7 separate regions of the Mus musculus genome follow, and regions 1, 2, 4, 5, 6 and 7 are each linked to region 3. Evidence: chromatin loops called from intact Hi-C (ENCODE). Cell type or tissue: left cerebral cortex. All regions are shown on one strand. Region 1 overlaps Rspo4 (R-spondin 4). Region 2 overlaps Psmf1 (proteasome (prosome, macropain) inhibitor subunit 1). Region 3 overlaps Sdcbp2 (syndecan binding protein (syntenin) 2). Region 4 has its middle 4.4 kb from the start of Gm52533. Region 5 overlaps Tmem74bos (transmembrane 74B, opposite strand). Region 6 has its middle 7.9 kb from the start of Rad21l. Region 7 holds the start of Snph (syntaphilin).

What was found. Peaks named below come from ENCODE experiments on the same cell type or tissue, not always from the same donor. Only the 100,000 strongest peaks of a DNase experiment are listed, where the experiment ranks them.
Region 1: a loop joins it to region 3, with 3 times the contacts of the local background. A loop is called at or near these places in 2 of 42 quality-filtered maps.
Region 2: it touches region 3 in a loop (2.3-fold over the local background); 6 of 42 quality-filtered maps call a loop at or near these places.
Region 4: a loop joins it to region 3, with 7 times the contacts of the local background. A loop is called at or near these places in 4 of 42 quality-filtered maps.
Region 5: it touches region 3 in a loop (8-fold over the local background); 14 of 42 quality-filtered maps call a loop at or near these places.
Region 6: a loop joins it to region 3, with 8 times the contacts of the local background. A loop is called at or near these places in 14 of 42 quality-filtered maps.
Region 7: a loop joins it to region 3, with 8 times the contacts of the local background. A loop is called at or near these places in 8 of 42 quality-filtered maps.

Annotation. Positions count from the first base shown.
Region 1 is chr2:151,860,383-151,864,382 of GRCm38, reverse strand. All of the region lies in intron 1 of Rspo4 (R-spondin 4), which reads right to left. Among named protein-coding and RNA genes, the nearest start is that of Rspo4, 19 kb to the right of the region's middle. In left cerebral cortex, a CTCF peak has its summit at 1,947 (motif pointing left); a DNase peak (open chromatin) is centred at 1,898.
Region 2 is chr2:151,731,464-151,735,463 of GRCm38, reverse strand. Psmf1 (proteasome (prosome, macropain) inhibitor subunit 1) reads left to right here. Exons shown (of 7, transcript NM_212446.2): 3 at 1,160-1,242. Among named protein-coding and RNA genes, the nearest start is that of Psmf1, 7.8 kb to the left of the region's middle. In left cerebral cortex, no CTCF peak of the experiment used is centred here; DNase peaks (open chromatin) are centred at 1,762 and 2,009; H3K27ac peaks cover 330 bases.
Region 3 is chr2:151,573,264-151,577,263 of GRCm38, reverse strand. The region is part of intron 1 of Sdcbp2 (syndecan binding protein (syntenin) 2); the gene reads right to left. Among named protein-coding and RNA genes, the nearest start is that of Sdcbp2, 2.6 kb to the right of the region's middle. In left cerebral cortex, a CTCF peak has its summit at 1,976 (motif pointing left); DNase peaks (open chromatin) are centred at 1,055, 1,980, 2,474 and 3,422; H3K4me3 peaks cover 1,252 bases; H3K27ac peaks cover 3,493 bases.
Region 4 is chr2:151,512,115-151,516,114 of GRCm38, reverse strand. No RefSeq gene overlaps it. Among named protein-coding and RNA genes, the nearest start is that of Gm52533, 4.4 kb to the left of the region's middle. In left cerebral cortex, a CTCF peak has its summit at 2,417 (motif pointing left); DNase peaks (open chromatin) are centred at 2,025, 2,348 and 3,741; H3K27ac peaks cover 1,114 bases.
Region 5 is chr2:151,680,229-151,684,228 of GRCm38, reverse strand. It overlaps Tmem74bos (transmembrane 74B, opposite strand), which reads left to right. Exons shown (of 2, transcript NM_001378411.1): 2 at 3,155-4,000. The coding sequence ends at 3,385. Among named protein-coding and RNA genes, the nearest start is that of Tmem74bos, 3.9 kb to the left of the region's middle. In left cerebral cortex, a CTCF peak has its summit at 1,670 (motif pointing right); a DNase peak (open chromatin) is centred at 1,684.
Region 6 is chr2:151,674,469-151,678,468 of GRCm38, reverse strand. No RefSeq gene overlaps it. Among named protein-coding and RNA genes, the nearest start is that of Rad21l, 7.9 kb to the right of the region's middle. In left cerebral cortex, a CTCF peak has its summit at 2,009 (motif pointing right); a DNase peak (open chromatin) is centred at 2,053.
Region 7 is chr2:151,630,347-151,634,346 of GRCm38, reverse strand. Snph (syntaphilin) reads left to right here and starts at 1,754. Exons shown (of 6, transcript NM_198214.3): 1 at 1,754-1,891; 2 at 2,093-2,199. In left cerebral cortex, a CTCF peak has its summit at 2,108; DNase peaks (open chromatin) are centred at 1,709, 2,038, 2,707 and 3,553; H3K4me3 peaks cover 2,732 bases; H3K27ac peaks cover 2,617 bases.

The sequences.
Region 1 (4,000 bases), 290 kb before region 3:
GAAAGAAGTGAGACGTCACTCATATTTATCATATTTGATTTGAAGCAATCGTGGACATGGAGAGATGGGGTCAAAGTAGCTGATGAGGGTGGTGGGTGGGAAGATGCCTCGGTCAGTGAAGAGCCTGCCACGAAGGCAGGAGGAAGTTCTGATTTTCAGCAGCCATACAAAAAGCCAGCAGTGTACGGTGTGGTTGTCATCCCGATGCCAGGGAAGCAGAGACATGGACTTGCCAGCCAGGCAGTTTAGCCAAGTTAGAGAGCTCTGGAATCTCCAAGAGACTCTGAAAACAAACAAAGCAGAGAGTGACTGAGGAAGACACTCAGTGTTGACCTCTGGCTCCCACATGCTCATACGCACAGGTGCACAGAAACACAAGAATACATATATACACCTGAATGTTTATTATATTCCTTTTTAATTTTTATTATAGACTTGAAACAGTTTGGGACAAAATGCACTTAAAGAAAAAAGAATTTAACTTCTCTGGTGCACCGGAGTAGGGAGTACTACAGTTTTAAAAAGATCATTGTTTTGTGTGTATGACTGTTTTGCCTGTAGGTACGTTGATGCACCACGTCTAGTGTTCACTGAGGTCAGGAGAGAGCATTGAGTTCCCTGGGACTACAGTCAACAGATATTTGTGAACCTGCCACGTGGGTGCTGGGTATTGAACCAGAGTCCCCTAAAGCAGTGGCCAATGATCTTCACCACGGAGCCATCTCTCTAGTTTCATGGGGATATAGTCACTTTTCCCCATTTCCTCCAGATCCCCTCTCCAGCCCCTCAACTTTAGGCAGTAGGTAGGGAAGGAAACATATTCAGGAGAAGGGGGTTTGGGAGCAGTGGAGACCCAGCCTCAGGCCCCGGGCCAGTCACTTCCCTCATTTGCTCCCTTGTTCTCAGGAAGGGACTGCTGAGTTATAACAGATTTGTCTAGGAAATGTCATTCGCCAGGTCCCCTTGCACTGTTAAGTGGTCACATGTCTAACCCTGGTCAGTGAGATGGGCATGTATGTCATGGGCCAAGAAGGGCCCACATGACTCTTCTCTCCTCTGTCTTCCTCTGTTAGAGTTGCAGTTTCAATGGCAGGAGCCTTGGCAGATCCCTGTGGCAGAGGGATCTTGAGAAAGACACAAGTACACTCATCACATGAACCCAGGGCTTTAACCAGAGGAGGAGAAAATCTCACACACCTTACCAAGGTCATTGGCCTTGCCAAACAGCAAGACTTATGATGTTGGGCAGGTCAGCAACGCGGTGTTATTGGCAATGAGGGTGCTCGCTCTGTGCTAGGCACCACGGAAGCCTGTGGAACTGAGCTGAGACCCCAGTGATAAAGGGCAAGGGGCCCTCAACTGACACAAAAGTGTTGCCATGGAAACTTAGACAAACTGCAATTACATCCTGTCACCGGAGTGCAAAGCTGGTTTTCCTTGCAAACAGAATTTGTGGGCTGAGATACCTTGCAATGGGGGTTTTGCCATTTTCTAGCTGAGGAAACCCAGGAATTGCTCAGGATAATACAGAGTCAGGAGGCAGAGACCTCCCACTATTGTCCCCTCCTCACCCCAACCCAGAGTGCCAGTGCAGGGCTTGTCTGTGACCAGCAGCAGGAGATGAAGCCATGGCCTGGCTTCCATCGGATTCAACATAGCAGGAGTGGCAGGCACCACAAAAATAAAGTCTGAGAAGACAAAAGTACCAGGAGGCCTGTGCGAAGCAAAATTGTTCCCAATGCCAGAAGAGCTTACAGATCTCTCAGCCTGACACCTGCAGTTTCCCTGGAGACCCTGAGACTACAAGGGGCAGGGACTTCTTCAAGGGCAAAACAAAGTTCTAAACCTAAGGAAACCCCTACTAGAGCCGAAGCACCCCTTGGAAGACACTGAGAGAACATGCTGAAGGCAAAAGACCCAGCAATCTGCTAGAGTGCCCTCTAGTGTCTCTATACTGTTATGGCATCTTTTGAATTTTCATAATTAGACTTTAATCGCATCTTTATCATTAGACAGAACAATGGTGTCCCCTCAAGGTCATAGGCATAGAAACACCAGTGCTCACCTTATGAACGAAAAGCCAAGACTCCTGGAGTTTGGACAGTGCTGCTCCAGAAAGATCCAAGCACAATGGTTCTTGAACTTGACTGTATCAAAGTTAAGTGGTTGGTTTGGGTCCAAGTCTGAAGTGAGCACACTGGGCATTTCCCATTTCACAGTGTCTTCCTTGCTACAGTTTCCTTTCCCTGAGCAAAGGAGCTGCCCACCAGGCACATGCTGTCTGGTCCTGGCTTGGTCCTGGTTCAGCCGGGCCAGTTAAGACAAACCTTTGGAAAGCGACCTTGGATGAGTGCTGGTGTTTGGGACTGTGCTCGGTAGCTAAGGACAGTGGCAGGTCGGGTGGTGCAAGGGTCTTCCCCAAGGAAAAGTGGCCACTGGTGGGCCCTGGCAACTTTTCTAGCAAATGCTAGCCCTCAAAACACCTGACTTTTGGGGCACACGTGGAGCCATCTACACTCTGGCTTGAGCAGATAGATCCACCATATGCCCCTGATCTTAGCGACCACTGGTCCAGATCGAGGCCTGTGCCCCAACAGAAACCATCTCGGAGTTTTCCTTTTCCTTAACTCACTAGGGGTGTGTGTTGTTTTTGTGTGTATGTGTGTTGTATTTTGTATATTGTATGTGAGTGTATGTCTTGTTTGTGTGGTGTGGTATATGGTATGTGGTATGTGTGTGTGTGGTGTAGTGTATGTGATATTTCATGCATGTTTTCTTTTCTGCTCTTTGGACCTATGCAGCTGTGGATGATGGAGGCTGGCGAGTGCTGCACAAACCAAGAACCTTCTGAGAGTGAAGAGCACACAGTGGCAGAGCCAGGAGCTACATCTGAGTTGGAAAGGGAGCCTCCATCACCTGGCCTGCCCCACCACAGAGGCCCTGTGCACTCTCCTCATTTCTCAAGGCATTTTGAGTTAGCTTTTCTGTCACTTACAACCAAATGACTTCTGACTAATACAGAAGCAGAGAGAGAAAGAGAAATAAACAAATGAGACGCAGAGAGAGAGAGAGAGAGAGAGAGGAGCATTAGCCAGGAATCTCACAAGCTCCAAAAGGCAGCAAGACTTCTAAGGGCCGTCCAGGCCCTCCCGGGGCTTGGCTTCCTTATGGCTCTGAAGAAAAGCACTTTTCCACTCTCGCTAATGCTTCTCTGTCAGCCTGTAATCAGAAAAGACCTAGCTCGATAGACAGCAAAAAGACCCTGGTGGGTAACTAGGCTTCTGCAAGACAGAGGGGCCTGCAGTACCACCTGCTCCACTGCCCTCCATGGCACTCTGGGAAAACCCTGGGTCCTTCTTCATGTCAGGTGAATCTTGGCCTGAAACCCTACCCTACCCTGGATCAGACACAAGCTTATAAATACGCACATTTGGGCTCTAATTGCAACCTCATGGGCTTTTTTGGAGCATCAGAGTCAACCCCATGTGATCCCCCTGAACAACCGTCTCTCACAATCGAGACTGGGCTTTCCCAGTGGAAATGCCAGTTGACCCCACAGGTATGGCTCCGCCTCATGCCAGCAGCTGAAGAGGGCTGAATGACACCCGAGTCACCTGATTTTCTCCTAGTACTTGGGAAACAAAGCATAATATCCACTTTAGGCTTGACAGTTTCCAAGGTGACTCTGGCTTATAACTCCGAATGCACTAAGAATCCCAGTGCAGAGCCATCCAGACACTCACTCAATGAACAGTTGCTAACCCTTTGAGACACTTTTTTTTTTGGTAGGGGACTGCTAAGGAGTTAATGGGTACATGCGTTGGGGGTGGCACAGTGTGCACCTGGGCAACATCTGTTACCACCCTGAGCCCCACCTTTTCTAGGTCGAAAAATGGCCTGATGGCACCTATCTTGCAGGGCTGCCAAGATGGAGGGAGACAATGTGTGCTGTGAGCTCAGAGCCCAGCACACAGCCAGCCTCTGAGAAACTGCAGCCATG
Region 2 (4,000 bases), 160 kb before region 3:
GCCAGGGTTCTGCTAATGGTGTGGGATCGAGATACCTGTTTAGAAACTCATTTTAACAGTGAACTCAGAAATGACCCCAAAGTTTTTACCTAGCAATTCCACTTTGGGCATCTTTCTCCTGAGGTAAAAACCCACAATATATGTAGAAGAGTTTTGTGCACAAAGGTGTTCATTAGGAACCCCCTGTCCACAGCAGTACTCACTCTCTGACAACACAGGAGATAAAGGCTTCTGTAGTTGCAGCCTCTCTCTTAGCTTCGTAAGTAAGAGGTTTCACTGCCTTGGACCCTGTACATTTTGTTTCTTGCTCTGGAGACTACCACCTCCATCACATCACACACACACACACACACACACACACACACACACACACACACACACACATATATATATACCTTCTGCCATCATTCCTTTAGCCTGCCCCCCTCCCCCGGTGTGTGTGTGTGTGTGTGTGTGTGCCCTGACTATCCACCCCACCTGCCAGACAAGTCTAAATGATAGCTTTCTATTCTATTTTCCATCTGGTACATACCATGTTTGGTATTTATGTACTTATCTGTGCTTGTATTTTCACCCTGGACTGTGAACACCTTGAGGTAGATGACTTTCTTTCTGTTCCATTTTGTCTTGGTTGCATGTGCACAAAAGTGTCTGACTGTATTATTTGTACTTGACTTTTTCCATACCACGTGTTTGAAGGGCTTTACATAACACAGATAGATATACCTCATTCTCTTTCATTACTCTGTATTACTTCACTGTCCTTGCCCTTACTGATGAACATTTAGTTCTTTTCTAAGAACTGGGTTCTTAGGTGCAAACAATTCCTTTGGGTTAATTTAAACATTAAAAGAATGGAGTTAGTTCATTAAAGTAGGTTCAAATCTAGGCTTCCAAAAGCAGTACCCCAAACCCTAGAAACCACTGTTGCTTGGCCCCTCAGGCTGGGTGTGGGTTGGTATTCAGTCTGCAGTGCTCCATGCTGTGTGCTGCTCCCTTCCTGAGCAAGATGCCTGCCCTTACTGGGCCTGTGTTTCTATGTTGCTCCAGGTTATGGTTGTGTATTCACGGGGTACTTCAGTTCCTTGCCCACCTTCCCCTGTTACCAGTAACCTGGGAAATATACCCCATCTCTCATTTTCTGTTTTCACTTTTCTAGGAACTTGGCACACAGCAGGTGGCAGACTTGACCCTGAACTTAGATGATTATATTGATGCAGAAGACCTGAGTGACTTCCACAGGTACTTCTAAAGGAAGTCTTTCCATGAGAAAAGGCAGAGGGACTCAGTAGCAAGAAATAAGGACTGGTATCAAAGTCCCCAGAGACAAGTACGGTTGACAGAAGAACTTGCCCTAGGCGCAGTCTGTTCTCAGTTCCCTCCTTCTTACATATCTGTTTGTTTGAAGACAAGACTCACATAGAAATGTCTCATTAAGTAAAATCATGCATTTAAGAGTGCACAGAGGCTACCGTGGCTATAGTCTTGGGGCGAGGCTAATGCTTCAGTCAACAGTAAGATCCCTGGGGCCAGCAAGTGGCTCAGTGGGTAAAGATGCTTGCTGGTAGAGGTGCTTGTGCACAGACATGACAACCTGGGTTCTGTCCCTGCGTCCCATAGTCAGCAGGAGAGAACCATGACTGCAGATTTGTTTTCTGATCACACATGTGCCACGTGTGTGACACTTTAAAAAAAGAATAATTCCTTATTGAAAGTATGCTTAAATCAAGTACATCTTCATTTCACTCCCAGCTTTTTTTTTTTTTAAGAGTCAAAATTTAGATCCCATCTGCTCACCGTTCCCACTCTTGTGTGACACCAGAGAGGTTCCTCAGTCATAAGCCATATACCTACACCCACATCACCTCCATTTTGGGGTCACTCTTAGTGTTGTGTGGTATGCGAGGTTGGACATACACACAGTGGCATATGCAGTGTTTCAGTGTCATAGGCCATTGTGTTACACTGTAAGCATCCTTGTGTTCTTCCCCTCACCCCCACCCCCTGTCCTTGGAAGCATTGGTCCTGCTGTTGTCTCCATAGTTTTACCTCTTCAGCATGTCATGGTTGGAAAGGAGTCCAGACAAACTGTCTTCCAAAGCGGCTGTGCTGCTCTGCATTCCTGCTGTCAGGGAATAAGGAGAGCTGCTGCTGCCCAGCCCGTGCCCTGTCAGCATTCAGCAGTGTAATGGTGGCTTTGCATTGTGTTAAGTGAGGCAGGGTGTGAGTCGTCTTTCATGGGCTTATTTCCCTGTGTAGTTCTTTGAGGAGGCTGTTTAGATCCTTTGCTCAGTTTCAACTTCGCTTGTTCCCTGTCTCACTCGGTGTTAAGAGTTGGTTGTGTAGTTTGGGTGGCAGTCCTCATTGGCCGCTTCTCCATGTGTTCTCTCCCTGTTTGTGGAGACATTCCGCTGACTTCCTAATTTTGAAATTTGAAGAGAGACAGTTTGCAAAAATACACAGTAGATACCCATTTATCTATTACCGAGATTAGCCAATTTTTAACAGTTGTTTTATATTCTTGAACCATCTGAGGGTTATTTACTTTGTTCTTTAAATTCTGCAGCATGGAACAACTGTGTGTGTGTATGTGTGTGTGTGTGTGTGTGGTGTGTGTGTGTGTGTGTGTGTGTGTGTGGGCGGGGGAGGGAGAGAGAGAGGGGGTAGGAGGACAGCCTCAGGAGTAAGTCCTCATTTATAACAGGGTCTCTCTGTTGTTTTGCACGGTGTACACAAAGCTAGCTGGCCTACGAGCTTCAAGGATTCCTATTTTTGTATCCTCTTTGGCTGTATGGTCACTAGAATTGCAGTGCATGTTACTGGGCCTGGCTTTATAGGTCCTAGCGTCCTCACACTTAGTGACAAGTGCTTTATCCTTCTTCCAACACCTCCACCTTAGACTAGCAATTTCATAGGAATATCATCTGTCTCAACTTTGAACAATGATCACACTTGAGAATGTAGCATCAGTATATCATTTAATATGCAGTCTACATTCTGATTTCTGCACCTATCCCAACAGTGTTCTTCAGAGCGGATCTTTTAGGTTTTTTTCTTAATCCACCTAAATATTTCCTATTACATTAATTTTTATGTCTTTTTAATTAATTTTAACTAGCACAGTTTCTAGACATTTTTTTCATTTTCTTGTTTTTTCAAAACTTGAAGTAAATGTGTGTGTCTGTGTGTGTCTGCGTCTGTGCCTGTAGGGACCTTGCTAAGTAGGTCAGGATCCTTGGACCTCCATGGCAATTTGTTCTCCATTTCTAAATTTTTTCACTTGAAACATTTTATATAAATAGAATTAATATGTAGTCTTGGGCTTGGCATTTTTACTAGCATAATACTCTTGTGATGGATCCATCTAAAGTGTAGTGCACTTTAACTGTGCCTCTTGTTTACTGAGTATACTTTATGTTGCGTGTACAACAGTTGATTTGATCACTCACTGGTCAAAGGGTAAGTTAATTGACTAGATTGTGTCTAGTTGGGCAATCACAGATATGGATGCCATAGCATTTGAGCACAGGCTGTATGCAGCTGTGCTTTTTATTCTCTATGGGGGACCCCAGAGTGTGGTGGTAAGGTCATATTTGGTTTACTTTTGGTGTTTTCTGAATCATTTATATCCACTCATTATGAGTGCACCCACTTCTCTGCATCTTGTCCTAGCATTTTATTTTATATTATTTGTTGAATGTGAAGTTGTCTCTCATTGGGATCATTAATTTGCATTTCCCTACTAGTGAATGAAATTTTGAGGTGTTTTGTTTTGTTGAGGCAGGATTTCCTTGGAAATTTGTCATAGGCAAAATGTTTCATTCCTCACCTTTTAATTGCTGTGATTTTCTTCTTTTCCCTTTTCACAGTGCCTGTAGCTGCCAGTGTTGTTAAATTAGAATTGCCACAGAGTTTCCTTGTCATGTTCCCACAGTTAGGGGTAGAGGATGCAGTTTCCATCACTGATTGTATTGTTAACTATGGGCATGTGGCAGATGCT
Region 3 (4,000 bases):
TTTTGCCCTGTCAAGACCTGATCATGGCTTCTGTGGTCTCAAGACTCTTTCCCCTAACAAAGTTTATTCCTGAAAGGTATTTTTGTGTCAGCTCCTTTCCTAGATCAGCCAAATCATCTCACTCACTCATGTACCCACTTGTAGCCCCTCTTATCTGACATGAACACATGAACAAAATCTGAAAATTTAAAAAGTCACTTCTAATTTGTACTGAAAAATATAAGTAGCATGGTCAGGACTCCTTCCTAGATGGGGTTGTACCTGCTTTCTTATGACTCAAGTACCCAACCAGCCCTTGGCTGATTTTTGTTGCCTGCCTGGCTGCTAGGATATCTGCAGTTCCTTGTCCTAGGCTAGCCTTTGGGGGCAGAAATGGGGATCCTAAGACAAGAATTTCCTAGGGGCAGGAAGCATATGATTCTAATCTCCTTTTAGAGCAACTTCAGGAAAAGACCCCTTCATCTGGGGTCTGCCCTACCATGTACACCCTCCTGGAGACTTTTAACCTTGAAATAACACTCAGCAGTTACCATCTACCAAATTATACTTTGCCACCAGTATGCACTATGCGGATGCGAACCTAAGAGCCACCTGTATCCTTTTTTTCCAACAGTACAGCAAAGGAGCAGATGCGTTTTGCCCTCTGGGAGAAAACAGGCTCAGAGACCCACTTCCTGGAACACTTTCATCACTGCTTTAGCAAGAAATGGTACAAATTCTTTTTACTGAAAACTGCTGTCCTTCCCCTCACTAAAAGGCATCCTTGCCTGGGCAGTAACTCAAGATGAATCCCAAACCGTCTCTTTCCTTTAAAAAAATGAAAGCACGTGGGTCAGACACCGCACTCTTCATGCACCGAATACCCGGGAGAGACTCAATTGTCCAGGGCCTAGCCTCTGTACGCCCCTACGTCACGCTCTTCCACGACCCCAAGCTGCCTTCACTTCCCTATCCAAGGATTCAGAACTTAGCCGGAAGCTGCGTCTCCGCTTGTAGTCTATAACGCCTGCGCAGAAATCCTGCTTAGCTACTGCGTGTGGTGCCCCTGACGCATGTGCACCAAGTCTACTTGCGTGCGGGCGCGCGCGGGGTTTCGGGATGGGGCCTGTGTTCCCAGGATGCCCCACGGCTGCGGAGTCACCTTGACAGCTTTTTTTCTCCCGGGAATTGCAGAATGTGCCTGCGCCGGGCTTCAGACTTTCCAAAGAGACCCGCAATGCAGTGGAATATGCGACCGGAAGGCCAGCCTGCCTCTGCAGCCCTCCTCATGCATTCCTAAAAAAACTTAGAGGCCGCGGTTCTTCCGAAGGCCCCTTGGGGCTCTATGCTCGTCAGACCATTTGATTTACAATGGGTGGGAGAAGAAAGCAAGAGTCGACACCCCGCCCCGCTGCTCGTTCTGAAAAGGAGATCCCCTCTCCCTTTGATTTAGAAGCGCTTTCAAGTCCCTAGGTGGTTGCTTCTGGTGCCTTGCTCTCAGGATTGTGGCCTGGCGCCAACTTTTGACCTGCCCTAGTTGAAGATGCAGACGCACCAACCACCAGAGTTAGAACCATTGGGCGTCTGCTGCCTAGGGAAGTGGACTTGCCCGAGGGTATCACTTCCTACTTAAACCAATCACCCTCTCAGGCATTGGTATGCAGGTGAAAAGCTAGAAAATCAAGGAAACCTCCAAGACTTGCCCGTGGCCATGAAGGATGGAACGTTTAAGCCAGTGAGAGTAGAGTGTGCTATTCTGAATAGGGAGGCGTGGGCATAAATTCCCTTTTGGATATTTATTACTTTCAGGTGACTACCTTGAAATGTTCCCAAATCTTGATAGCAGCCCCACCAAATACTCTTATGAACTGAGCCAGAAATCAGGGACTTACCCTCAGACCCTGCCTTTACCTGTTGGTGACATCATAATTAATCTCAGATTTCAGCATGACTTTAAACATTTCATGACTGACCCCTGGTGGACATGTCGTTCTTACCCCCATTTACTCATGCATTCCCTTCATTTCAAATAGCTTGCTGATTTTAAAACTCAGCTTGCTAATCCATGCCTTCATGCCGTGGCAGAGCTGTTCCCTCTGCCTTAAATGCCATCCACAGTTCACGTGGTGAATTGGTCAGTTCTAAGCCTGCCCCTAAACCCTACACCCACACAAACCCCAAGGATCTTCGGATTCACTGGTCATTATTCATTCCACACGTATTTAGGAAGTCCATACTCCGAGCCAGGCCTTCCCTTTTGCATTACCTAGGCTGAAATTCCACCATGCTATGTTGGTTTGCTGGCCATCCTTACTAGCCAGTGTGAATCACTAGTGCCAAGCCCTGTGTCTCCATAGAGTAACAGGAGAAAAGCAGACACAGGGCAGAGAATCCCGAAAACCTAGTGTGTAGGTAGCTATTTCCTCCGAATTGAAACAACGTTCCCTCCTGGGAGGGAGTGGGAGGCCTTTGAGACTCAAGAACCTAAGGAAGCATAAAAGACTCTGAGCGCAGAGAGCTGATTCACAGAGCCCTCCCCAGGCTTATGTAAGCAGTGCACAGTTGCGAGGGGAGAGGAGGTTCTTCTCTCTGGGGTTGTCACCAATGCTGGGGGGAACTGCCTGCATCACCTAGGCTCCTTTAATCCTACTAAACTCCTTGGTTTACCACAGTGAGCATGGACTAGTTTATTTTAGTTCAGCAGTTCTCAACCTGTGGGTTACAACCCCTTTGGGGTTGAATAATCCTTTCACAGGGGTTGCCTAAGACCATCAGAACATCATGATTCACAACAGTAACACATTTACGGTTATGAAGTAGTAACAAAAAAAAAAAAATTTACGGTTGGGGTGGTCACCAGAACATGAGGAAAACTGTATTAAATGTCACAGCATTAGGAAGGTTGAGAGCCACTGTTTTAGTTGGTGTGCCATTGGTTCTTTGAGGTGAATAGGTGTTTGTACACATCTCCCCAGAAATGTCATCTGACACCTTGATAAACATTTTCCCACTTACCACCTGTAGAAAGCCTCTTAAAGAAAAACTAGGTGTAGGGAGGGAAACTCCAGCCCTAGTGAGATACACAGAAAGTAGTGTGACAGCGCAAGAGCTTGCTCAGTTCCTGCAGGTAGCTGACTCTCGGAAGGGACTTGCTCCCAAGGACTTCCCTCCCCTCACTATCGTTCGATCTCCATCCCAGAGCTTTCTATACATCTTCGTATTGTAAGCAATAACAACACAGTATATCAGCAGTCAGGCCCTGGGGAATCAGCAGGGCTGGAAAGGGGCCCATTAGCCCCCATCTTTGAACTTACAGAATAAGAACACTTTGTTCCAAACTGCTGGAACTCTGGGACTCCCACTTGTTCCTGTGGACAACTCATCTATCCTTCAGAAAACAGAAGCGTGGGTTAATGTGATGGAGTAATAGCTTCTGTAAGGCCAAATTAGCCCAGGGATCTGGTGAATCGGCAAGGAGGAGGCTGTTGCTAAGCCACAAGCATGTACCTCCTCCTTCCAGGGCTATACTGTGCCAGAGGGAACGGGACTCAGGAAATTCTGTTCTCCCAGTGAAGGTCCAGGGGAGGCAGAACAGAAGCCAGGCTTTAGAGAGGCTCAACCTACTGCTTGCCTCTGACTATGAGAGCAAAGAATGGACTAGGCTCCATGTCCGATATAGTTATTTTGTAACCATGTCCGATATAGTTATTTTGTAACTATAGTAAAATAACAGTTACTTTAAGCAGAGTTATCTAGGCATGAGAAGACTATTTAAATGGGTTACACATGGAGAACATTTAGCACAGTGCCTAGCACAAATAGGCAACTCCATAACTGTCTGCTCATCCCACCTAGGGCCACCTCCTAAGTCCAGGCACTGTTTTGGATGCCCACAGTAAGAAGTGAACACAATCATCACTCTTTGATGTAGGGACTTTGTAGTGAAGAGCTGGATTAAAAAGCCCCAAGACTTTGTGGGCTGTGTCAGGTGGTGGGAAGAACTGGGGAGGAGAATGAAGTG
Region 4 (4,000 bases), 61 kb after region 3:
GTGGGAGCTCTCCCTTTTCAGAGGAGAAAGGGACGAGGAATGAGAGGAAGATCTGTGTGTGAGAGAGGAGAGGGGGGTTTATGTTGGCCGTGAAGTGAATAAATTAAAAACAAAAACACCTCTACAAAAAATAACAAAAATATCCAACAATGAAAAAAGAAGAATGTATTCATTTAGAGGTATAGGTTCACTGTGTCAGGGTCCTGGTCGCAGGAGAGGTGAAAGGCAGGAAGGGCCCGATGGCTTCCAGAAATAAGAAGCCCAGGTGCTCTGAAAGCCTATCCAAAAACAGAGGGCTCTTTGGGTTTTGGTCCAGGGTCCTGGGAGCACGTGCCTATACGCCCTTGGACAAGGCCAAATAAATTCCTGTCTGGCTGCTTGCTTTTTCCCCATTCCTCAATCCAAGGTCAGGCTTCCACACAGGCTTCTCAGTCCCTAGAGTAGTTAGTTCCCTAGAGTCCAGGCCAGCTGTCTATGGGCTATCCTGTACCCTTGGGAGGCTCTGTAGAGTCCTGGGGTCCAGACCTTCCTAGGCACCGAGTTCTCTCTGTGCCTACAACATCTCTCTCATACTAGGTTTGTGTGAGGCAAAGGCCTAGCTATCACTGACACCACCTCCAAATTCTCTAGCTGTCTCTAGGAGACCCCACTTCTTGGCCAAGGGGAAAGGAAATCTTGTTCCCCTTCCTTGGAGACCTAAAGCCTTTCAGCAACTTTGAAGAAAACTCTTCAATAAGTTGGCCTTGTTGTGGGATGAGAAATATCACATAACCCTTTCAATCTCTTTGCAAGCCCTGTGTGTGGACAGTACCTTACCTTGGGCTGTAGGGATGCTTGACCCTCTTTTGTCTAAGGGACCCAGTTTCTTCGTAGTCTCACAAGGTCACACTAAGCACCCCATTATAGTCTGTTCAGCTGGAACTCTCCTTGAGTCATGAAGGGTCTGCTCAGGGTAGAGAGGGCATGAGGATAAATGTATATGATGATCCTTGGTTTCAGTCTTAGTTCTGTTAGTATTACAGATAAGCCCTTGAGAAGGTTTCACCTCTCCAATTCTGTGCATCTACAGTTACTTATTGTATAAGGTACCTGATATTTATAAGGCACAGTTTCTCCCTGGATAAATATAATCAAAGCACTTGCCTCCTAAGTATTCAATTAAGGAGGTCATGCCTGCCCAAGTGCTCACACTAAGGGCTCAATAGATGGCAACTATACTCATTAGAAAGTTCTTCCTAGAGTCGAACATTTCACAGATCTCTTTAGTCCCCTCAGTGTAGGGACCACGATAATTTCTCTACTGAATGAGATACACAAAACTACAGAAGCTTAAGTGACTGCTTTAAGGTCATACCTAGCAGAAAATGGAACCTAAACTCAAAGCCAAATCTGCCTGTCTACACCACCTGTCTGCTAGATCTGGCTCTTATGGGAAAGTTTCTTCCCCCAACCCTAACTCTCTGCAGCTGTCTCTGCCTACTTCCCACCCTCACCCTTTCTCTCTAGGGTCTCTTTACACAGCGCTAGCTGTCTTGGAACTCACAATAGATTGCTCTGCCTCTGAGTACTGAGATTAAAGGCATGTACTACCATGTCCAGTGGCTTCCTCTTTTTCAAAAAAACCAATCTCCAGGCATCCTTTACCACCCAACTCTCAGGTGCTCTCTTCTAGACTCCTCCATACTCCCTTGCCATCACTGCCACCTCTGTCCTTTGGGCCTTTTTCACAGCAGAACAACCATGAAGTCTGGCTTTGCAGTACAACAGTGAATGGTTCAAATGTAGTTCTGCCCATTTTTCCATTGGAGGTAAAGTACAAAGTTAGTGTGAAAATAATGGCAGTAGCTGGCATTCTTTGTGGTAGCTCAAGTCCTGGCAACAACCTCAGGTTCTCAGTAGGCAGTAACTGGTAAGCCAGGTGCTGAAACATTCTCTTCACAGCATGTCTCACCTCCTAAGTTCATCTGGTTTTAGTCTGCATTTTTTTTTTAAACCATCTGCACAGAATGAAGCTAGAGTAACCAATGTTCTTTAAAAAGCTACCTCTCTGGCTGAGAGCCTACTGGGAAGATTGTGAGTGGGGGTGTATCCTTTACATAAGAATCTCAACTCCATTTCAATTTCATCTGCCCCACTACTGCTGAACATAGCCAGGTGTGGGTGAAGAATACCAAACACCCTGCCTTGGTAGAGGTTAGGCTCTAGTGAGGGCCAAAGTAAACACACACACAAATGGACAGTATATGTTGTATCAGGCAAGGAGCAAATAAACAGGCCAGAGAATGTCGGGGAGCTGATAGTAGTAGGCAGGAGCTGATCCTGCAAGGTCCCTTAGGAGTTTCCAGGCACAATCAAATGCACACAGGGCACTAGAGAATCAGGCCATAGCATATGGTTAATGTGGTGAAAGGAGCCCTCTGCTGGGTGAGACATGATGTTGGTTAAGGGCAGATCCATGGAATTACTGCTTACTCCACATGAGAGATGAAGGAAGCTGGCCAGGGAGCTAATGGCAAGTAGCACCTAGGTGGCATCGAGGGATAAAGGTACTGACACAGGGTCTACCAGGTTCCTTGGAGCAGCCACGAGGCCCAGCAGGTGCCAGAGAGGCTGCTGCCGTGTGGGGAAGGACTCAGTTCTCTTTAAGGGTGGCCACTGGGAGTCTGAGCATGCTCCAATGAGTATATGGGAAACACAAATTGGACTTGGAATAATTTGGGTGTATGCAGATCAAGGGTGGACCTGCGAGGAATGGGGATAGGAAGCAAGTGTGAAATCCCCAAATTATTAAAAATACCATATTGGGGGGAGGGGGGGGAGACAGAGCTACTGAGATTGATCATGTGCAAGATCTGGCTCAGACTGGGAACAGGTAAGATGCTTCGACCATGTGCTTTCTACCCTGCTTCTCAGGCTTGCTCTCTCTGAAAGGAGCTAGGAAGACAGTCAGACCATTAAAACAGAGCCACACCCATTTGTAAGAAGGAAGACCTTTTATTTGGGCCTGAGAAAGGGTCTCAGATAGTAGCTGTCTTGAATCTAGTGGTTAGAACAGAGCAGGTTAGAAAGAGGGAGCAGCAGGGGGCCTATGTTTGTACCAGTTGCTCTTAGTAAATTCCAAGTCACCCTGAAGAGTCTGGCGGAGAGGGGCATGCTCTATTGTATTGATGGCAGGAAACAGCTAGTGGTACTCTGGAAGGAACTGCGGCAGTATCATCTAAAGCCAAGAATGTGCTCAGTCCCTGCCTGCATGCTTCCTTCCTTCCTTCCATAATCATCTTCTAAGGAGGAAGAGATGTATATAACTCTACTTGTGAGTTGGTTGGTGTAGTAAGATCAAACATGTTTCTTTGAACAAGCTTGAACTGCACTTGTTAGAAAAGGCATCATGAAACCTGACATGGAGGTATAGTAACTTCCAGACCAGCCAGAGCAAACAGTGGGATCCTATCCCCCACAACAGGCATCATAATTAACTTACCTTTACTCTGGTGAATAAGAAGTACTCTTCCGACAGATCAAGACATGTCCAGGCATTGTAATGCATGCTAAGCACAGCCTACTTAGTTTCAAGTGATTCCCCTACTTGTCATGCAATGCTAGGATGATCCACAATGATGCAGTGGAGAACTGCCCTCAGTTCAACAGCCCTAGAGTATCTGATGAAAGCCCATCTGGGTGGACAGATGTTTCCACCTGAGCCTCCAGAACAGAAGCCTGAAGCTGGAAACAGCCTTCCTGGGCATGGAGCCCATTCTATGCAGTTCCTTTGGCTGTGGGCCAGGCACAGAACTGGGGCAAGTTCAAGCAGCTGCCATCCATATTTACTTCACAGGCAGGGGGAAAACCCAGGACCCTTTGCAAATCATTGAGGATGTAGGCAAAACCAGGTAGTGGAAGGGGCCTGAATTATGTAGGAAAGCCTGGGCATTAGAGCATGGTCCCAGGAACCTTGCCCATGCACCCTACCATTTGCCAAGTGTGACCTGGGCCCTGTGAA
Region 5 (4,000 bases), 110 kb before region 3:
AGATAACTGATGTTGGTCAGCTGGAGCTGAGAAATTAGAGGTGATTAAGAAGAGAATAGCATCATTGAGGCAAAGTGTACTAGGAGGTGTTTCTTCAGAGCACACAAAAGCTGTGTTCCAGGGGCAGCTGAACTTGAGTAGTGTAAGAGACACCCAGGTGGCACTGGGTTTGAAGCCACGAACAGCTAGCTGAGGCTTTGCACTGTGAGTGGCCAGGAAATGTCATTGGTGAAGGTACAGCTTCAGTAGCAGTCGAAGGCACAGGATTGAAAGGGTCATGCTGAGAAGTTGAGGCTTGGCAGTGTGAGAAGCACCCAGGAAAGGGTATTGGTGAAAGTGCAGCCCAGTTGCAGTGGAAGACCTCAGCATTTTGGGGATGCCTGTCCCATGGGATGACCACCAAGAACAGCAGCAGCAATGAAGTGGATCCAGCTAGAGCCTGGAAGGTAAGCTATGTGTGCTGCAGAGGGTGGAGCTAGAACAGTAACTCAAGCTGGAGGAGCCCAGAAGATCTGAGTGAATCTGAGCCCAATTATTGGACCTTGTTATTCACACTGTTTGAGTTTGGCTTGTTTTGATCAGACTGTGACTCTGCCGTCATTCTCCCCTCTTGAAGAAAGTAATTTTTTTTTTTAACAGAGCCCATAGTTGAGAGACTTTGAACTTTTAGAAGAGATTTTGGATTTAAAAGAGACTTTAGATTTTTAAAGAGACTGGATTTTTAAGTGTTTAAATTTTTTAAAAATGTGAGACTTCTTAAGCCTGTAAAATGTCTCATATTGTGATGTTGATATCAATGTGTGATCTTGGGGACAAACAAGAAAGGAAAAGTTGTGGCTCAACAGTGTGGCAAGTTGACAAGAGTTCAGTTGCGCTGGCTAGTCTCATGTCAACTTGACACAAGCTAGGGTCATCTTCAAGAAGGGAAATTCAGTTGAGAAAGTGCCTCCATCAGATCTGGCTGCAGGCAAGTCTGTGAGAGATTTTCTTTTTTAGTAATGATGTGGGAGGCCCAAGTCCACTGTGGGCGGCATCACCCCTGGGCTATTGTTCCTGGCTTATATAAAAAAAGTCGATTGAGCAAGCTAGCAATCAGTACTCCTCCATGGCCTCTACATCAGCTCTTGCCCCTAGGTTACTGCCCTCATTTCATTTAATGATGAACTATGTTGTGGAAGCATAAGCCAGATAAGCCCTCTCCTTCTGGGCTTCTTTAGTCATGGTGTTTCATCACAGCAGTAGTAACCGACAAAGACAAACACCATGGCCAAAACAACTTACCGAAGGAAGTGTTTATGTGGCTTACAGTTCTAGAGAGGCTGTCATAGTTTGGAGGCATGGCAGCAAGCAGTAGACATGGCAGCTGGAGCAAGAAGCTGAGGCTCACTTCCTGAACCACTACAAGCAGGGATCAGAGAATGCCTGGGAATGGCAAGTGGCTGTCAAAACCTTGAATCTCATCACCCCCAACAATGGTATACTTCCTTCAGCAAAAGCCACCCAAACAGTGCCACCAATTTGCAAGCAAATATTCAGACCTCTGAGCTTATAGAGGACAGACATCCAGACCACCACGTCAAGCTTGTGTCTCTAACCTGCAGTGCCATCCTGCCAGCCCCTTCAGTTGTGCTGTTATATACATGAGTACAGGTGCCCATGGAGGCCAGAAGAGGGCATCGCATCCCTGAAGCTGGAGCTATGGCTGGGAAAAGCATGGTATTTATCACAGCAATAGAAACCTAACAAAGAAGCATGTCATCTAGCAATGATCTGAAGTACACAGGAGGTTCACCCAGGCCTTATGCAAACATGTTGCCATTTTCTGTAAGGCTCTCGATGCCCTTAGATCTTGGTATAGCCATCCTCCTTGAATACTGAGAGACAGTTGCCCTTCTGTGGCTTTTCAGTGGATGTTAAAAAAATATATGTCAGCACAAAATGAACTTTAATGCTTTAAAATAGAGAGCAAAAAAGTCAAAATGTATAGAAATGCCTTTGTACAAATAAATTCACAGTATATTAATAAAATATTTAAATAACTGTTTTTCGAAGCAAATACTGAGAATAATTGAGCCTACTTTACATTGTTGCAAATCACCTTACTGTATGGCTCAAAAGAAGACAACTGGATTCTCTTTTCTAGTTCTGTATTCAGTCTACTGAGCTATCACATGTCATTGGAAAACTCCTATGTATCCTAATAAGAAAATAAGAAAAAGGGGGGAAATTTTTACCTTAATCATCATAGGGCAAGTTGTTTTGACATTGCCAATACCTTGAAAGGTTTTGGGGACCCAGGCACTCTAAAGCTTTGCACTAGGGTGCTTCTAAAATGCTTTTGCTGTGGAGTTGGCTTAGCTTCATTGCTAGTGACAGAAGCCACTAGCATGCTAATCCCTGTCTGATTGTGGTAGCAATTCTTGGTTGTCAACTTAACTACATCTGGAATTAACTAAAACCCAAGTGGCTGGGTACACCTGTGAGGGATGGGGTTTTTTTCTTAATTAAATTATTTAAAGTTGGAAGACCCTCTTTTAATCCATATCTTTTGAGGTGGGACGAGACACCTTTAAGATAGGCTACACGTCTGGTAGCTTATAGAAAGGACGTGGAAGAAGGAAGCTTGCTCTCTTTGCCTGCTTGCTTTCACTATCACTGGCAAGTCCATTTCTCCACTGGCATTAGAGCTTACTTCTTCAGGAGGCTGACATAGTCTGAAGATCGGCTGAGACATCCAGCCTTGTGGACCGAACAATACTGGATTCTTGGACCTGCCTTTGGTAGACAAACATTGCTGGGTTAGCTGCATCACAGCCTGTAAGCCAGTCAATTAAATCCCCTTTCTCTATATAGGTCCATTCTATAAGTTCCGTTTCTCTTGAGAATCCTGACTAATACGCTGATTATTTGTTACCATCAAAATGAAAAGATATGGGGGTGGTATCTATGCCATCTTCAGAGCATATCTTCCAATTCATTCTGGAAAGGTGTGTGATTTACTTTCGGTTTCCTAGATTCAAAAGTGAGGCTTCAGGGGAATATGGCATCTGTGGCTTGTGTGACAAGGTAGGGGCTTGTCTCCACTGAGCCGGGAGGCAGACTGATGGCACAGACAGTGCCTGTCACACTCTCACTGACGCCCCCTTTCTCCTAGGCCGAGATGCAGATCCAAGACCAGAAACTGCTACTCACACTAAGGCATCTGCATAGCCTCCTGGAGGAGCTTCGAGCTGAAAGCACCCACTGGCAGGACACAAGGCCCAGCAGAAACACATCACCTTTCCGAGCAAGGCTGGGATCAGAGGGCAGAGCCTGCCAGCCTGTGCCGAGGCAACTGACCGAGCTGCTCCGAGGGGAAAAGAGCAGGCGAAGCTCCCTTCCGTAGCCAGCCAGAGGACGCTCATCAAAACCCTCCTACCACTAGTATAAATCATGTGTCAGCTGTGTGTCCTTGAATCTGTCATTTAACTGTCTATGTCACTTGCCAGAGGGTGTGTGTATGTGTGTGTGTGTGTGTGTGTGTAAGATAAATTATTGGAGGCATATATGCTTTGTAAGTACAACTCTGTTACATAGCTTCCAACAGGACGACACCATTTTTCACAGGGCAGTTGTTAAAGAAAGAGTATGATATACAAAGAGGGTTACCTACTGTTGCCTTGGCGAAAAATCAGAACATCTGTAATGACTTCCTATTTTCTGTGTTCCTGTTAGGCCTTCTTGTCCACCTTAATCTGATAGCAAAAGGTCCTGTTGCACCACAGATCACAGAGAGGAGCATGTCAGATATGTAATTCATGTTGGCTCGAACATCATAATTCATTATTGGCTTAATTCATGGGCATGCGACTCAACAAAGTCAACCACAAGCCTTCCTTGGGCTTGCTATCTGGATACTGCCAACCACACTTCTACAGTTAGATTGATTTCTTTTAGGCTGTGCTGATCTTTGCCAGTAAGCAGTGTAAGGTTAGACTCCAGAACAAGAGGTGAAAGGAGG
Region 6 (4,000 bases), 100 kb before region 3:
AACTCTTATAAAGAAGAACATTTAATTGGAGCTGGCTGACAGTTTCAGAGGCTTGGTCCATTATCAATGTGGCAGGAAACATAGCAGTGTGCAGGAAGACAAGGTGCTGGAGAAAGAGCTAAAAGTTCCACATCCTGATTTGTAGGTAGCAGGGAGAGAGTACGAGCCATCCTGAGCGCAGCTTGAACGCGTAAGACTTCACAGCCTGCTCCCACAGTGATGCACTTCCTCCAATAAGGGACACCTTCTAATAGTTCTACTCCTTATGGGCCAAGCATTCAAACACATGAATCTATGGGGGTCATTCCTATTCAAACCACCACAGTTGTTAAGCTAATTTTTAATTTAATTCCAACCCTACCATTTCTTGTATGTCTCTGTGTGTATATTTATGTGTGTGATATCCACCTCAGCTTTTGAGACAGTGTCTCTCAATGAGCTTGGAGCTTCCAGCTGACTAGCAAGTGATCTCCAGGGATCCTCCAATCTCTTCTCCCTTCAATGGGATTATAGGTGCATACCACATCGTCTAGCTTAAAAGAAAAAAAAAAAAAAACCTGTGTGTTCCTGCGTCTGTTTCTATTGGCCACGGAGCTATGGGGGTGGTGTTCAGGTGACCACAGAGGGATCTGGATCCCTGTTGTGTGACAAAACTTTTTCTGGGGAGACACAAGAGAAATGTCTACTCACCCCAGATAGGGAACTGACAATAGACTTAAAGTACTGATACCACCAGAGTCCAATTTGGTGAACCAATGGCTTTTATTGGGGTTGTTTAGAGGAACATGGCTAAAGGGTGACTTAAAATAAATGACTCAAAGACAACTGTATCATCAATACTCAACCCAGCATGTGTGACAACTCACAAATCTGGGAACGTGGAAAACACTGCACAGCCTGCAGACAGCTCAGCCGACTGGAGTGTCCTTTCCAGGTGCTTCCGTTGCGCTCACCTCTTCCAAGCAGTTCAGCGGGTTTCTGTTTTTTTCCAGGCAGCTGGTCTGGTGTCGAAAGTCTTCTGGACAGCTCAGCTTCCTTTTGTCTCAGATGGATTCTCAACTTTTATTGTTCACTCTTACAGGGAGGAGACCAGTAAGTCTTGTCAGTTTTAGGAACTTCCTGAAGCTATTTTGAGTTGTTTACCTTTCTGTTTAAGGAGCTTCCTGCAGACTGGAATGTTTTAATCTTGGAGGAAATTGTTACACAATTCCCTTAAAGCTGGAGTGGGTGGCAGTTGTGAGGTGCTTGACCTGTGGAACCAAGCTCTGAGTCTTCTGGAATAGCAAACACACTTTTAACCACCAAGACATCTCTCTAGCCCTCCTGTTTTTCACACTGATGCTTGAGATGAGAACTCAGGTTCATGCTTGTGTGGCAAGTACTTTATGGGCAGAGCATCTCTGCCATCCCCTCATTTTTTACATTTTGTTCTTTGGGCTTCATTCACCTTATCTCCCCATATATAAAAAGAGAATAATAATAGCACTATTATTGCACAAATGAAGTGGAGCCATTCATATATAGCATGTCATACAGCACTCCACCCTGGAAAGACAGATCATTGGCAACTTACTCTTCTTGCTGTGGGGTGAATACTAACCTGTGAAACAAACGGACAAGCTTGCTAATAGCCATCATCAAAAGACATACCTGCCTGGCTATACAAAGGAGAAAGAACAGTGCTCCCCCGACCACCATGTCTAGTGACACTGCTGCTACCTTATGCCTGTTCCAGTTTCCCATAGGTAACTCACAGACAAACATAAATAAATAAATAAATAAATAAATAAATAAATAAATAAATAAAATGAAATAAAAAAACCCTGCCATCCCCACTTTCACACTTATCTTGGAGATCGACCCAGAGCTCTGCAGCTGCTCCTCTGAAAGATTTTTTTTTCTGGTCCAAGACCCTCCACCTAAAACTGGTGTTTAATTCTGATGCAAGGTCAGAACAAACAGACTGAGCCCCAGTGGTAGAAACAGCATCCTGAGCACTGGTTGCAGAAGGCTGGGAATTGATTCCATCCAGATCAGCCAGTGAGCACCAGAGGGAGCACTTAGATCATGATCTTAGAAAGGAAAAGGCAGGGCTTTGTCCACTAAAGCAGCAAAAGCAGGTATGCAGAGTCACCCCCGTCTGACACCCAGGGTGACAGTGTGATCAGATGCTAACAACTCAGGTACAGGAAGAAGAGCCATTCAATACATGAAACCCACAGTGGCTTGAGGCAGCAAGGCGGGGCTAATGCTAGGCTAATGATAAATGATCAGGTTGGTTCTGGTCTTGAGCCATCCATGACACCTGACCAAGCATGTATTCTTATGTATAAACTGCCCAAAACTTCAGATGGTAGCAACAATCATTTTATGCATAGTCACTTTGGCTGCTGTAAACCATCTCCCCTGGGTCTGGGAGTTGCCTGGGCTTTACCCACTGGGTCTCCCTTTGAGGGTGTCGGATGCCCTGGAACTGGAATTATAGATGGTGGAGCTGGTGATAAAACTCAGATCCTCTGCAAGAGCTACAAGTGCTCTTAACAACTAAGCCAGACACACGTCCAGCCCAAGTAATACAGTTTTCCTATGTTTCTCATTGCTCTTCTGTAAAGTGGAGATATTAAAAGAAATGACCTCACAGGGCTCTTGAGCAAAAGCAGTGTATTGGCACATTCCTGGCACACAGAAAGAACTCAGTGTATCTTGTCGTAATTAATAATAATGGGGGCCAAGGAGATTCGCCAGTTAATACAGTGCTTTCCATGCAAAAATGGGGGCACAAGTTCAATCCCATCACCCACATAAAAATCTAGGTGCATTGGTAGACACCGTATCCTGATGAGGTGGAGAAAGAGGATCTCTTGAGGCTTGCTGGCCAGCAAGTCTTGCTGAACCAGCAAGATCCAGGTTCAATGAGATACAGTCTCAAAAAAAGTAAAGTGAGAAATTGAAGAAGACACACACATACACTAATGACCGCTACCTTTTCTTTTATATTTATTTTATCGGGGGCAGAGTACATGTATGTTACAACACTCATGTGGGGGGTCAGAGGACAACTTGCAAGAGTCAATTCTTTTCTTTAATGATGTGGGTTCCAGGGATGGAACTCAAGTTGTCAGGCTTTGTGGCAACGGCTTTTATCCACCGAGCCACCCTTTGACCTTGACAGTTACAACTTTGGAGTTAGGATGATTACAGTGTTTGAAGGTACAGTCTTACTGCCTATCTTCAAGTCCCAGTTCTGCCATTTACTAATCGTGTGCTCTTAGGCAGGTCATTAAACACCCTGTCCCTCAGTTTACTTGTCTGTAGAACAAGGCTAACACTGCCTGTCCCTTAGGGTTGAGGTGAGGAGTAAATGAAGTAGTAGGACACAAAGCATTCACACCAGTGCCTGCCACCTAAGAAGGATTGCATCAGCATCATACAAAGCTACTCATTGTCATCTTCAGTCATCCACTCTATCTTCCAGTGCCATGTACAGCAATGCGATATGTAATGATATGATTGAACGGAACCCAATCAACATCTCTGCAAGACTGATTTTACAGCCCCATTTTATGAGTGAAGAAGCTAACAGGTGACACTAAATTTCAGTTCCAACTCCTGTCTAAACAGAGCTCTTGTCATGCTCCTGAGGTTCTCATTAGAACACTGTGGACAGTCATGCCATGGGACAGAGGAGGCGGGGGTATCAGGAAAGCCAGGCTCCTGCCCTTTCCTACTGCTAGCATCTGGAGCAAAGCAGCCTTCAGCAACTGTAAATGACACCCTAGGATGATGCTGCTGGAGCCAGAACCTGGTGTCCCCAACCATGCATGACTGTCCTGTCCTCAGCTCATCTCAAGCTCTATTATGAGATGACACTTCCACCCTGCTCTCCTCTCTGTCTGTCTGGTTTGCCTTCCCAAGCCCTCAGTTCTGCTCTTTCACCGAGTAAAAGCCAGTTTTCCTAACTCAAGATCAAAGTGTTGTCCAGGCTGAATCCCTCTGGGGG
Region 7 (4,000 bases), 57 kb before region 3:
AAGAGGAAAATGTTCTTTCCCTCACAATGTGTACATTCTAAGGGAGGTGATGTAGATTATCACAGGTAGTAACTAACTGTCTTTTTTCAGTTACAGATAATTAAAACAGCAAAACTCAGACATAAATGCATGAGGGAGGGCATTGCTGGGGAGGTGGCTCAGCCACTCCAGTGCCTTCCAGTGAGCATGGGAATCTAAACAGCCAGGTAAAGAAGCCAGGCAGGGCCACACTAGTGTAGTGAATCAGGGAGTGAGCTCCAGCCAGGCTCATTGAGAGACCTTGTCTCAAAAACGAAAGTGGTGAGTGGTTTTAAAAAGGACCTCTGGTGTACATACATATACCCACCCATCCACACAACCTCTGGTGTGCACACACACCCACACACATACAAGCTCCGGGGTACACACCTACACCCACACAAACACACGTTTATGTGTACATACAGCAAGAACAAGCGACTGAAGGAAGAGGAGGTCGGTGCGCTCTGTAGGTTGACTGGAAAAGGTCTATTACTTTTCTCAGGACCTTGACCAAATCTCTGACAGAAGGAAACTTTAAAAGGGAAGGACTATTTTGGCTGTAGTTTGAGGGAAATATAGTTTATCATGTCAGAGGAGACATGGCAGAAAGCTTATGGTCGCGTTGTGTCCTCAGTCAGGAAGCAAAGCGATGAATGTTCCTACGCAATGAGTTTTCTCTTTTCACCCTATCCAGTCCGGGCCCTAGCTCACGTCCAAAGTGGGCCTTTCTTCTTTCCTTAGGGAAATCTCTTTGCAAACACCCTCACAGACATATTCAAACATATGTTTCCGAGTCGACTGTAAATTCAGTCAAGTTGACAATGGCAGATGACCTCCCTGAGATAGCAGTGTCTGAGCAGAGACTTTGAGGAGTCCAAGGAGCAAACTGGACGTCTCGGTTGTTCCAAACCCATGAACTAGCAAATAAAAGCTGGGGGTAGAGGCCCAGCAAGGAAGAATTTAAGAGCAAAAGAGCAAAATGAGTGGCGGGCAAAGTCATGTGAGAGGACACCAGCGAGTTGAGCTAGAATAAGAGCAAGACAGCAAGGTGAAAACTTCCCAGAAGGTAGTGAGCAAAGGCCCAGCTGACCAGAAAGGGCTGCTTCAAGAAGGGAGCCCCTTCCTACTGCACCCAGTGGGGCAGGCAAGAAACCAGGCCAGCAAGTTAACTTATGGCGGCCAGAAATGGGAGCGCTAGAAATCCAGCTTCCTGGACTTTGTGGTCCCTTGAGCCCTTTGATGTCAGGTAAAAGGCAGGAGACAAACCCACAATAAGGATTAATTCGCTTTTTATTGCCCAACTTTCCAGCTTACTGTTTTAATACTGCAAAGGATAACATTTCTTAAATACCTTCGGGATTTTAAGATTTTTTTTTTTTTTTTAAGGCAAGAGCTGTTCGCATTAAATAACTCCTGACATTCACAAATTGGTTTAGGGGGTCAAAAATGTTTCTAAAGGCGTCCAGATAATACTACTACTTAATGTGTGCCAAGGGGTGAGATACTGAGGCCCAGAAGCTGAAGGGATAGATACCCTTTGAAGTCCTTCCCATCCCCCACCTCTGAGCAACAGCTAGTTGGAGGTAATAAAGGACCCCATGCATGCTTGTTGATGTCTTGGCTCCAGGGCTCTCAGAGCGAAACCAACTATCTCTTTAAGAAGGAAAGTGAAGACGGGAGGCTTACGCAGCTGCCGGCGAGCTGCCGACTGGCTCATCCCCCTCCATCCACCTCTCCTTCCCCGCCCTCCACCTCTCCCTCCCCGCAGCCCCAGCCCCAGCAAGCACCCGCTAGCCACCTTCAGCTGGGGCTCGGGAGAGCAATCCGGCTGCCCTCCTGGGGGCAGCCCAAACCATGGAAGCCTTCGCAGGTGATGACAAGGACCCCGGGGACCTCCGGGCCCACCGCCCAGCCTCACCCGCCGCACCCAGGAGTGCAACTGCGGGGGTGCGGGGCGCCGGCCAAGCACAGGAGCTGCCCTAGCCCGCGGCGGGCAGCGTGTCCTCCGAGCTTGCGGGCTGCGGCCACCGGCGCTCACCCGCCTCTGTCTCTCTCTTCCCCACCGCCGCAGGTTGCTGATCACCGCCAGGCGGCTGCTGCAGCGACTGCAGAGGCGCTGCGCCAAGCGGCGCGGGAGTCGTGCGAGCCGGCCGGACTGCGGAGGGCGAGTGGACCCAGGTGAGGAGGCCACGGCGGAGCGGGAGGGGGCCTCCGTGGCTCCGCGGCCGCCAGGGTCAGTTTGAGACCGCTTGCGGTGGCGCGATCCCGCAGAGGTACCAGGCGAGGAGGGGATTAACGTGACTCATCCCTAGCCTCCCTCCATTCCCCCACATCCTCGTAAGCACCCCTCTCCCTAGCGTGAAATTTACTAATTAATTAGAGGATGCTGTTTTCAGTAGGGAAGACGCCCAAGGTCTTTGACATCTAGTAGATGGGTTTTAGGGAACTAACCCCTCGCCCTTCTTGTTTGTTTTTCTCTTCTGGCATTCTGCAAACATGTGAGCTTCTCTTTGGAACCGCACAGCACACCCACCACAAGGTCAAGTGCCTGTGACTGCCTTCCTATCTTGCCCACTGATAAACATCAGAGCCTTACAGTAGATCTGGCAGAATTTCCCATGATCCCTAGAGTGAGAAATTTGCCTCAGTCTCCCTGGAGCTTCCAGGGTATCTGTTGTTTTCTCTTTCCACTCCCTAGCAGGGAGCCAGACGGCTTGCAACACCTGCCAGCCTCTAAACTCCCCACATTCCCTTGCTTCAACGCTGCAGGGGTGGCGAGGCTGGTCACATGCTGCTTGTTGCCTTGGCCTTCTCTGCCCACCTGGGGGTACTTGGGTGGGCTGGAGGAGTTTCCCAGAAAATGCTGGTCTCTGCAAGTCAAGGGGTGTAAGGAAGTGAGATAGGCTGAGGTTCTGGGCCTTAACTTGCTGGTTGGCTCCAAGTAGCCATCTTACTATTTTCTGGGGTGTGGGTGTCTGTTTGCTTGTCTGTTCAGTGCAGAGGCTGGGCTAGATGATCCGTACAATTTTAATATATCACTTGAGTGTGGCTTCAATAACTCTGGAGACTTGTCCATTAAAACCATTTAAGGTTCGGACCTTGAAATAATTGAGGTCCCCTTGGCCATTCTCTTTTGACTCTGGACTTCCTGAGTGGAATGTTGACCTTCTGGGTCTCACAACACTGGAAGCATCAGAGGATTCTATGGTAATATCCCTGCCCTGACAAGTTACTTACCTTCCCTCATTTGTGAACCTGGGAGATGGTACCGGCCTCAGAGTTCTAAGGGTGAGATGAGATTCATATGAAAGCTCTTGAGATAACGGCTTGACACACACAGTAGGTTTTCAAGGATTCAGAATTTGAAGGCAAATTAGGAGAGAGAGGAGTTCATGTTTGCCCCACCAGACTCTTCCAGAGCAACCAGAAGATGAGAACATTTCCGTCGCAAGAGCTAAGACAGTTCTAGCAAATGACAGTTGCCTGCAGTCATGTATAATCCAGCCATGAGCTTGGAAGACCCTGTCATCCATAGGTGGCATCCCATGGGAACAGAAGCACATGAGTCTTGAGTGCTGGCAGAGAGCAGGAGCCAGGATCACAGATCTCAATCTTTGCCTTCCCTGCACAATCTCTTCTGAGACCGAAGCAAGAGAGTCAAGTTCTGGGGCCCACATTTCCTATTCTCTGTTTCCTTCCTTCTTGTCATTTTCAGCCGACTGACCAGCCATCCTGTCTAGCTCTAGTTTATTCCAGCAACATAAAGGAGGCTCCCAACAGCGTGGGGTGGAGTTTTTGCCGCAGCACCAGTTAGGTCAAAAGAGTGGGATGCCCCCTCCCATCCCTTCTGTCCTAAATCCCTGCTGGACTGTGAGCTCCCTCTGGCAGAGGCCCAGTCTTTGCTTCTCTGTCTCCAGCCTCTGGCCCATGACAAGGCATAAAGTAGGTGCTTAATAAGTGTTGAGTTAAATACATTTGA